Linked DNA regions of Homo sapiens: region 2 is linked to region 1. A link is a loop called in an ENCODE intact Hi-C map of the cell type or tissue named here. Cell type or tissue: right lobe of liver. All regions are shown on one strand. Region 1 overlaps XPO6 (exportin 6). Region 2 overlaps XPO6 (exportin 6).

Region 1 (5,000 bases):
GTCTTAGAAGATATTGTGGAGAATATCTCGGGGGAGTCCACCAAGTCTCGACAGATTTGCTACCAGTCGCTGCAGGAATCTGTTCAGGTCTCCCTGGCCCTCTTTCCAGCTTTTATCCATCAGTCAGGTAGGAGCTGGCCCAGAGGCCCCACTGGTGGGTGGTGCTAACAAGGGCCAGAATACCCACTTAGATCTGTAGAACACACTGAGTCGGTGCAGTACAGGCCTTGACTTGTTCCGTGCAACGAAACCCGGTACTGAGGGGAAAGGGCAGTGATGTTTATTTGTGGAGTCTAGGGCCAAGGCCCTTTGGAAAAGTGAGCAGAGCTCTCCATATGGGCCTTGGCACCTACAAGAGAAGGCAAGAGAGCTTTTTTGGCTTAGTTCTCCTTATTTTGTGGCAAGGTGCATTTGCCGAGATCGTTCCCCTCACCCTTGTCTGTCACTGTCAGTGATAGAGGGCCTCTCTAGCTCTGTGGATGTACTTGCCTAGCTCTCATGACAGCATTATAGTAGTCTTGTCAGTTTTACAAGAGAAATATCAGGCACTTCTCAGTCAGCAAATATTCATTGCCTCTTGCAAGCAGATTGCGTGCAGTTAGGGCTGAAACACACTACACAAGATGATTGTTGAGATCTGGAAGTGAAACTGCCCTATATGTAACCAGTATTTTCTGCAATTAATCCATTTAATGGACCAGGGCCATGCAACCTAAATACACCTTCATTATCCACTTTCAACCACTTAACCCCTGACCCAGCTGCAGGGATTATTAGTCATAGGGGGAAATGGCTTAAGCACTCAGGTGTTGACCCAGTTGGCATTCATCAGTGTGGGCACAAAGTGATCCCTCTCCAGTGAAACTCTGACCATCACTGGATGTCGGGCAATGAGGGAGGGTTCGAGATGACCTTCATTTCCTGTAGTGAGCCACCAGGTGGAGGTTCCCTATACCAGAACTATTTTCTCAGCATGTCCCTAATCGTTTTCCACTTTCCATCATTGGCCCTGATGGTGTTGGGGAAATGTTTCCAGCAGGAAGCTGTAGAGAAAGCTGATAGTGCAGATTTCAGGAGTAGGTTGATGAAGCCCAGGGTTCTGGTTCTCACTGTGTGCAAGCCTCTGACGATATCTCTGCCCCTTTCCTCAGATGTGACTGATGAGATGCTGAGCTTCTTCCTCACTCTGTTTCGAGGCCTTAGAGTACAGATGGGTGTGCCTTTCACTGAGCAAATCATACAGACTTTCCTCAACATGTTTACCAGGTAAGCACAGACCCACCATCTATAGTTTTCAGATTCAAGGGAGAAGTGGTGGGTCTGGCGACAAAGTGTGGCTTTTTGCTCCTGTTCTGCACTTGCCACAGCATGGGTTTTCATGCTGGCCCCCAGAGAAACATGTGGTTGCTCACTGTGTGGCTTTCTCCTCTGTAGAGAGCAGTTAGCCGAGAGCATCCTCCACGAGGGCAGCACAGGCTGCCGGGTGGTGGAGAAGTTTCTGAAGATCCTGCAGGTGGTGGTCCAGGAGCCAGGCCAGGTGTTCAAGCCCTTCCTCCCCAGCATCATCGCCCTGTGCATGGAGCAAGTGTATCCCATCATTGCCGAGGTAGGGGCTCAGACGGTCCCCTGTGCAGCACCCCCCATCTCCAGATTGGGAAGGGAATGAGATTTCACAGAAAATGTATTGTGTTTTAAAGTTCATTTGTTAGTTTAATATGCTTGTAAAGTAGTTTCTCCCAAGGAAGAAGGCCTTTAGTGGTGTGGTACAGTGTTTTTATATTGATTGAGTTCATTGGAGCTAGTCTAGTGTAAGCATGGCAGTTATTCCACAGGGTCAGTTGCTAAGATCAGTCTCCTGCGGCAAATTTTATACCTTTAAGAGACTCTGGTTTTCTATAGCAAACATTCTAACATATGTACTTTCCTATTAGAAACATTCATGGTCTCGAGGATACAAGGCAAGTTCTTGAAACCATTCAAACAAACCTTTCAGTGTTACAGGAAAGCCCTTTGTCCTTCTTAGAAAATAGGCAGGCACTCAGCATAATAAGACCCGGAATAAGTATAGATTTAATTTCAGTTTTTTTGGTAATAGTCGTATAAATAAGAGTTAATCTTTAACTGTCTGAACTGAGACTGGGACAGGTCTGGTTGCTGTGCATTACGAAATGCACTGGGCCTATGAGGCTTCTTCTGTGGATGCTTGTGGCCCCTGGTGTCTATTTAATTTTAATCAAGGCTGAACTGAATATATGTGGGCCTTCTAATTTTGAATTCTGCAGAGACATTTGGAATAAGGGATTGGGGGAGTTGGAGTCAATGAGAAAACACTGCTGAGCCTGACCCTTCTCCTCTAACTCCTCTCAGAATCCTGGCTACTGGGAAAGAGGAGACTGGCCCAGAGAGCCTGGCTCCCAAGTGTTCTTTAAACCCTCCCCTTCTGGGGAGCAGAATCGCTTTAAGGCGTTGGGTCTGTCTTTAGCCTCCGTGGTTGTGTAAGACCAACAGGTTAGTGGGACAGCATTTTTTATCCTGGGAAAAGGAACAAGCAAGAAGATCTGACAGGTCGAATAGAACAGGAAATCCATACTCCTAATTGTTCATCCACTTGGTAGCTTTTTTCTAGTGTAAAAGCTGAGTGCTCATCAGAAAAAGGGGCCCTTGGCACTGACCCGTGCATTCTCTCTCAAATGTGGGCCATGTCTCTCCTGAAGAACTCGCGGTGTGAACCGCCAACTCCAGGGGCTAGATGTCTTTTGCACAGGCAGTGACAGGACTCCAGGGGCTGGATGTCTTTTGCGCAGGTAGTGACAGGCATGTGGATGGAGTGTTGACACTCGGCTTGCTGTCACGAGGCGTCTCCTAGGCATCTTTGCTGCCCTGGGCCCAGGCCGGAGCAGCTCCGCAAGCTGCAGGTCTGAGCGTCTGTGTGTCTTTGCAGCGTCCCTCCCCTGATGTGAAGGCCGAGCTGTTTGAGCTCCTTTTCCGGACGCTCCATCACAACTGGAGGTACTTCTTCAAGTCCACCGTGCTGGCCAGTGTCCAGAGGGGGATCGCTGAGGAGCAGATGGAGAATGAGCCCCAGTTCAGTGCCATCATGCAGGTAACGTGGGGGCGGGGTTGCTGCCAGGTGACTTCCTCTAACCTGACCACTGCAGCGAGTCCTGTCTTCGAAGCCCCACAGTCTCGGGTCTGAAGCTCAGTTCTGCCTGTTAGTATTGATGAAGTTAATTAATTTCTTGGAGCCTCAGTTTCTTCATCTGCAAAGTGGAGCTAATGTTGCCTGGGTCACAGGTTTGTTGTGAGGTTAAATGAGATGACATACACAAAGTGCATGACACTTGGAGATGCTTGATAAACGTCAGTTCCGCTGACCTCATAGTGCTGTTTCCCCAAGTGTAAAGAGCCTGCCTATGCCAGAGTCACCGAGGGCCTTCTTAGCGGGGAGCTGCCTGAATATGAGTCTCCGCAGGAGGGCCCCAGACCTGCACTGTGATTCTGACTCTGACCATACTGGGAGAAACACTGCCCTGGGAGGGAGCATTCGCTTTCAGGGCAGATGCAGCTGTCCATTGGAGAGAGTGCACTGTCTGGGGGCTAAATACCCCTTGCTGTGGAAGACTGGGACGGCATCACCTCGCCCAGACAGCCAGCCTGCTCTGTGGCTGTGTCAGGCACGCTCCCAGGGTCTGCACTCAAGTGTCTGACGTTCTCATCTGAGTCTAGCTAGGGGAGTCTCTTTTGGTATTTTCAGTGCATGCTTTTCCTCATGGGGAAGCAAGAGGGATTTCCACCCTCCCTCCAGCTCCCTACTAGCACACAGCATGCACACAGGCATGCACGTGCGCATGCGCGCGCACACACACACATACTGACTCTTGTGTGGCAGTTCTTTTCAGGCACGTGCCCTTGCCCTGGCCTTCCCATCCCTGGCACCCACCGAGGCCTCAGGTCTGCAGTACTCAAGTGTTTGCGCCTCCCCTGCCTTTCTCTTGAACCCTGTCCTTGCCTGGAAGACTTCTTTGGCACGCTGGTGCCTGGTCCCCACTGAGGGCTGGTGAAAGGCACTTTGGAGAATAGTTTCACAGTTTGGCAGTTTCTTTTAAAGTTAAGTGTGTAGTTACTGTATGACCTAGCAGTCTCACTTCTAAGTATTTTACCCAAGATAAATGAAAGCATATGTTCACACAACCTGTACACTGATGTTTATAGAAGCTGTTTCATAATTGCCAAAGCTGGAAACACTTTGAGTATCCAGCAGCTGAATGGATGAACAGGCTCGTGCATGCCTCTAAGGGACTGGCACTCGGCAATAAGCAAGCATGGATTCTTGGTACAATCAGCAGCATAGATGAGTTTCACATGCATTCTGTCAGGTGAAAGAAGCTAGATGCCAAAGGCTATGCATGGTAGGATCCCATGCCATTCTATGACATTCTGGAAAAGGTAGAACCACAGGGACAGATAATGAGCAGTGGTTGCCTTAGGGGTGAGGGTGTGAGGGGACGTTCCAGGTGATGGAAGTGTCCTGTCTTGGTTGTGATGGTGGTGGTACAAATCCACAGGTAGGTCAGAATTCATAGAAAGATAAACCTCAAAAGTTTACTCTGTTATACTTCCATGAACCTAACTTTAAACAGTAAATAAGTGGAAACTATTGGTCATCATGGAGATCTCATCCCTGCTGCAGGGATTACAAGATCCTCCTCTGGTAGCTTAGGGGCCCAGGGACAGAATGACAAAGCAGTCACCACTTGTTTTGTAGGGGGGTCCTGCAGACCACCGGCCTCCCCGACTGCCCCCATGGTCACTTTCTATTCTTTCTGTTGGAGCAGGGCACTTTGTGTTGGTGTGCGGGGTGTTTCTTTTTGCCCCTGAACTAGTAATTTTTTTCTTTTTTCTTTTTTTGAGATAAGTCTTGCTCTGTTGCCTAGGCTGGAGTGCAGTGAGTGGTAGGATCTCAGCTTACTGCAATCTCTGCCTCCTGGATTGAAGTGATT
Region 2 (5,000 bases), 100 kb before region 1:
CTGAGTAGCTGGGATTACAGGCACGCCCAGCTAGTTTTTTTTTTTGTTTTGTATTTTTAGTAGAAATGGGGTTTCACCAGGTTGGCCAGGCTGGTCTCGAACTCCTGACCTCAGGTGATCCACTCGCCTTGGCCTCCCAAAGTTCTGGTATTATAGGCGTGAGCCACTGCGCCTGGCCAAGTTTTTCTCTTAGTCATTCAGTATCAGTAAACCCCACCAACTCTGCTAGGTTCCACTATGGCTGTTCCTGCCAGAGCGGGAGATGGACAGACCTGCTCTGTGATTCCTAGTTGACAAGTGGTGGAGTTGGCATTTAGACCCAAAGTGCTGTACTCCGGAGCCTGTGCTCTTTGGGTGCTGCCTCATGGGAAGGAAGATCAGGAGAGTCTTCCACCTGTATGTTGTTTGGCTTAGAGATAGATAGTGGTGGAGCATAGGGAGTATGGGGAATTTTGTTTACACTATCCCTGTTGACCTTCACATTTAGAACCAGTTTAAAAAGATTTATAGTTGCAGTATAGAATTACAGGAAGAGCTAGCATACTATAACTGTATTTGATTAAATCATTTTTTGTTGCATTCCCATGGATTCTTAAGTGGTGTGACATGTTAGAGGTTCCCACTACTTTGCTGAGAAATTATTACTTAGTATTGAGCGAGCTGTTGCTTAATATGAAAATTGTGTGCAAAATTGAGTTTTTGCTTATATTAGCATTTCTTTTTTAGTTGCTTAGAAATTGAATTGCCTGCTAAGGTTTGTTTTCTTTCTTTCTTTCTTTCCTTTTTTTTTTTTGAGATGGCATCTTGCTTTTGCACCCAGGCTGGAGTGCAGTGGTACGATCTTGGCTTACTGCAACCTCTGCCTCCCAGGTTCAAGCAATTCTCCTGCCTCAGCCTCCTGAGTAGCTGAGATTACAGGCACCCACCACCATACCCGGCTAATTTTTGTGTTTTTTAGTAGAGATGGGGTTTCACCACGTTGGTCAGGCTGGTCTCGAACTCCAGACCTCAGATGATCTGCCCACCTTGGCCTCCCAAAGTGCTAGGATTACAGGTGGGAGCCACCACACCTAGCCTTATTTTTTTAATATCAGTTACCGTGAGTGGCCCCTGTAATGGAGGCAGAATCAGAACTGAAATTTAGCCACTCACATGGCATGTCATCCACTTGTTCATCCACAGCATTGCATTGTACCCCATGCTCTCAGAGGTACAAAGAAGACATGGGGGTGCAGGGAGATGGCAGGGAAAGGTTCAGCAGTACCCAGAGGTTTTGTATGTCAGTCACAGCATTAGAGAAAGTCTGGAGAAAAAGTTACCTGTCAAGAAATGACTTGAATAGCTTCTGAAAAAATTAGTATATGATATGGTTCAAATCACCTGATAAAACCAAAATGTGGTCAGCAAAATTAATGTAGTATAAAGAAATAGGTAGATTAAGCCAGAGTTTTTGTTATTGGTTTTTATATTTATTATATATTTATTTATTTTTTGAGACAGGGTCTTGCTCTGTTGTCCAGGCTGGGGCGCAGCAGCACAGTCACAGCTCATAGTGACCTCGATCTCCTGGTCTCAAGGCAATCCTCCCACCTCAGCCTCCTCAGTAGCTGAGACTACAGGCCCATGCCACCATGCCCAGCTAATTTTTTTATTTTTATTTTTTGTAGAGAGTGGGGATTGCTATGTTGTCCAGCCTGGTCTTGAACTTCTGATCTCAAGCAGTCCTCTTGCCTCAGCCTCCCAAAGTGCTAGGATCACAGGCGCGAGCCACCACACCAGGCCAAATAATCATGAAATAATGTATTGACTTCCTGCTATGAAGTTTACAACCCTAGGTACTGTGGTTACAATCTAACAATATAATAGTTAATATGTGTGTGTGTGTGTGTGTGTGTGTGTGTATTGCTTTCTATATGCCAGGCATCTTACATCTATGAACCTATGAACCCATTTACTGTCCCAAACAACTCTAGGAGGTAGAGGCAGTTTTTTTTTTTTTTTTTTTGAGACAGTCTTGCTCTGTCGCCTAGGCTGGAGTGCAGTGGCGTGATCTCAGCTCACTGCAGTCTCTACCTCCTGGGTTCAAGCGATTCTCCTGCCTCAGCCTCCCGAGTAGCTGGGACTACAGGTGCGCACCACCATGCCTGAATAATTTTTGTATTTTTAGTAGAGATGGGGTTTCACTATGTTGGCCAGGCTGGTCTTGAACTCCTGACCTCACATGATCCACCCGTCTGGGCCTCCCGAAGTGCTGGGATTACAGGCGTGAACCACCATGCCTGGCTTAAAGGCAGCTTTCATTTCATGTTTTATAGCTGACATTCAGTGCACTGAGAGGTTAGGCAACTTCCCAAGGTCACACAGCGAGTCACTGCTCATAACCGTTACACTTCCAGGGTAATATTTAATACTGCCCCTGCCCTCTGGGAGTCAGTTTAGTGGGGAAGATAAGTCAACATACTCTGAAAATACAAGAGACTGTGATACAGGTGATAGTAGAAGAATGTGTTGGTGCAAAGGGGCATTGGTACAAAGATTGCATAGGTACTGACCTGAGAGAGATTGGCTGAGAAGAGTCAGGGAAGGCTTCCCAGGAAGGTATATTTGAGTCTTGAAGGATGAGGAAGAGTTTGACACTGGGACAAAGAAAGGGCCTTCCAAGTGAAAGTTTCTTGCAGACAGTTACAAAGGTCACATATATAGCAACAAAGATAATAGAAAATGATAGGTGTGAAGTGAGAGTGAAGGAAATAAACATTTGTTGGGTGCGTAGGACTTTCTAGGGCTTTATATGCATACCTATGTACACATATACATGTAGTACACAAACATGGTATTTTTTTTATCTGAAACCTTTACTCCTACTTTCCTGGCCAGTTATTGCCCTATTTCTTTTTTCCCCTTTGCAACAAAACCCCAGGAAGGAGTGGCCTGTACTTGGTCTCTAATTCCTCACTTTCCCTTTGCTCATTAATTTTAGACATAGGATCTCGCTCTGTCGCCCAGGCTGGAGTGCAGTGGAGTGACCATAGTTCACAGCAGCCTTGAACTCCTGGGCTCAAGGGATCCCCCTGCCTAGGCCTCCCAAAATGCTGGGATTATAGATGTGAGTCCCCACGCCTGGCATTATTCTCTCTTAATCTCACTTATCAAGGTGATAAGTGTTGCTTATCCAGTGTTGCTAAATCCAGTGGTTAGCTCTCAGTCCCTATCTTACTGGATCTGTCAGTAGTGTCAGACAAGTGGAGTACCCCTTCTGCAGTTCAGCCTTTCGTCACTTGGCCGCTGGGACACTAAGGTGTGTTCTTGGTTTTCCTCCTGTCGCACAGGTTGTTTCTTCCTCATCTCATAGCCGGAACACTCTAGGCCTCGAACTTAGTGCCTTCATCCAGGACACCTATAACCCAACATCTCTCTCCTCAGCTCCAGTTCTCGAGTCTCCAGCTGTCTGCTTGACATCCAAGCTGGTTTGTGAGACGGGTCACATCTCCCCTCTAGCTCACCTCCTTTAGCTCTCACTGGCTGTGCTGCAGCTCCCTCGGTCTTCTTACTGCTCTTCAGACCTTCTGGGCATGTTCCTGCTCCAGGCCTTTGGCCTGGCTCCCTGCCTCTGCTTGGACCGTGCTCTCCCTGAGAATCTGCTTGACTAAACCTTTAAGCCTCGAGTCACTTTTCCAGTGGGGCCTTCCCTCACCACCCTGTTTAAAATGGTAATGCCACTTCAGCACTTCCAGTCCCTGACATCCTGCTTTACTTCTCTTTTTGTACAATTTTTTAACATTTTATATACTCAATATTATTAATGAGGTTGGTCTTTTGTTGTCTCCTGCTAAAATGTTAGCTCCATAAAGCTAGGGAATCTCTCTTTTGTTCATGTATCCCAAGAGTCTAGAGCAATTCTTGGCATAGTGGGCAATTAAATTGTGGTAGGGATGTTGTTGAGGTCTTGGGTGTTCAAAGGGAGCTTTAGGGAAGGAGTAAACTAGGCTCCCTAGCAGTTTCAGAAGTTTGGAAGTTTCAGAAGAGAAGGATGTGAAGAAGTAGTTGGAGAGAAGGCTATCAAGGTAGTTTGTGGCTAGATGATGGAGGGTCTCCAGTACTACCCTAGGGAGTTTGGCTTTCTCTTGTTGGATGGTTTTTCCTTAAAGGAAACTTAATCTGCTGTGTATAGGTTAGATGTGGGAAACCAGATGTTACACCATGCCTGTGTGGATGTGACAAGGGCCTGCCTGTTCTTGCATGTGTAATTAGTGGTTGAGAGGAAGACCTGGTAAGGGAGTTGTCACTTAAAACTGATTCCAGAGTTAAGAGATGAGGAAGAAGGAAAAGCACAAGCTGATTTTGGAAGCCTGTAACCTGGCGATTGAGAGTAGTAGAAAGTTTTAATCAGTTGGTGATTTGGATTTGGTAGGAATGGAAGCGATAACATGTAAACTGATAGGAAGAGATGACAGGAGATGGGCCATGTGCTGATGAAATATGGGATGTGGCTATCTCTGTAGGTAGGTGAGCAGTTGTGGCGCTGTTGACATGAAGGTAGTTGGCCCTGGGCACGAGAAGGATGTTGAAGATCTTAAGTAGTTGCATTGTCAAATGTATCTGTCTAAGCCAAGGAAGATGTGATAGCACAGGCTGTGTTGAAAGGGTAGGAATTCCTGAAAGTGTGGTTGCCACTCTACCTCTACTTTTTCAACCTCCCACCTCTCCTTTCCCCCTGTCATTCATTCTACAACCCATTGCTGACTGACTTTTTTTTTTTTTTTTTGAGATGGGGTCTTACTCCGTCGCCCAGGCTGGTGTGCAGTGGAGCAATCATGTCTTACTGCAGCCTCTATCTCCTGGGGCTCACGCGATCCTCCCACCTCAGCCTCCTGAGTAGCTGGAACTATACGTATGCATCACCATGCCTGGGTAATTTTGTATTCTTTGTAGATACGAGGTTTCACCATGTTGCCCCTGCTGGCCTTGAGCTGCTGGGCTCAAGTGATCCTCCGGCCTCA

Evidence for each region. Peaks named below come from ENCODE experiments on the same cell type or tissue, not always from the same donor. Only the 100,000 strongest peaks of a DNase experiment are listed, where the experiment ranks them.
Region 2: it touches region 1 in a loop (2.8-fold over the local background); 4 of 110 quality-filtered maps call a loop at or near these places.

What each region holds. Positions count from the first base shown.
Region 1 is chr16:28,102,649-28,107,648 of GRCh38, reverse strand. XPO6 (exportin 6) reads left to right here. Exons shown (of 24, transcript NM_015171.4): 18 at 1-127; 19 at 1,152-1,266; 20 at 1,435-1,606; 21 at 2,942-3,103. The region is part of intron 1 of LOC124903669 (a long non-coding RNA gene); the gene reads right to left. Among named protein-coding and RNA genes, the nearest start is that of GSG1L, 41 kb to the right of the region's middle. In right lobe of liver, a CTCF peak has its summit at 2,223 (motif pointing left); DNase peaks (open chromatin) are centred at 843 and 2,168; H3K27ac peaks cover 2,115 bases.
Region 2 is chr16:28,203,041-28,208,040 of GRCh38, reverse strand. The region is part of intron 1 of XPO6 (exportin 6); the gene reads left to right. Among named protein-coding and RNA genes, the nearest start is that of XPO6, 6.4 kb to the left of the region's middle. In right lobe of liver, no CTCF peak of the experiment used is centred here; no DNase peak of the experiment used is centred here.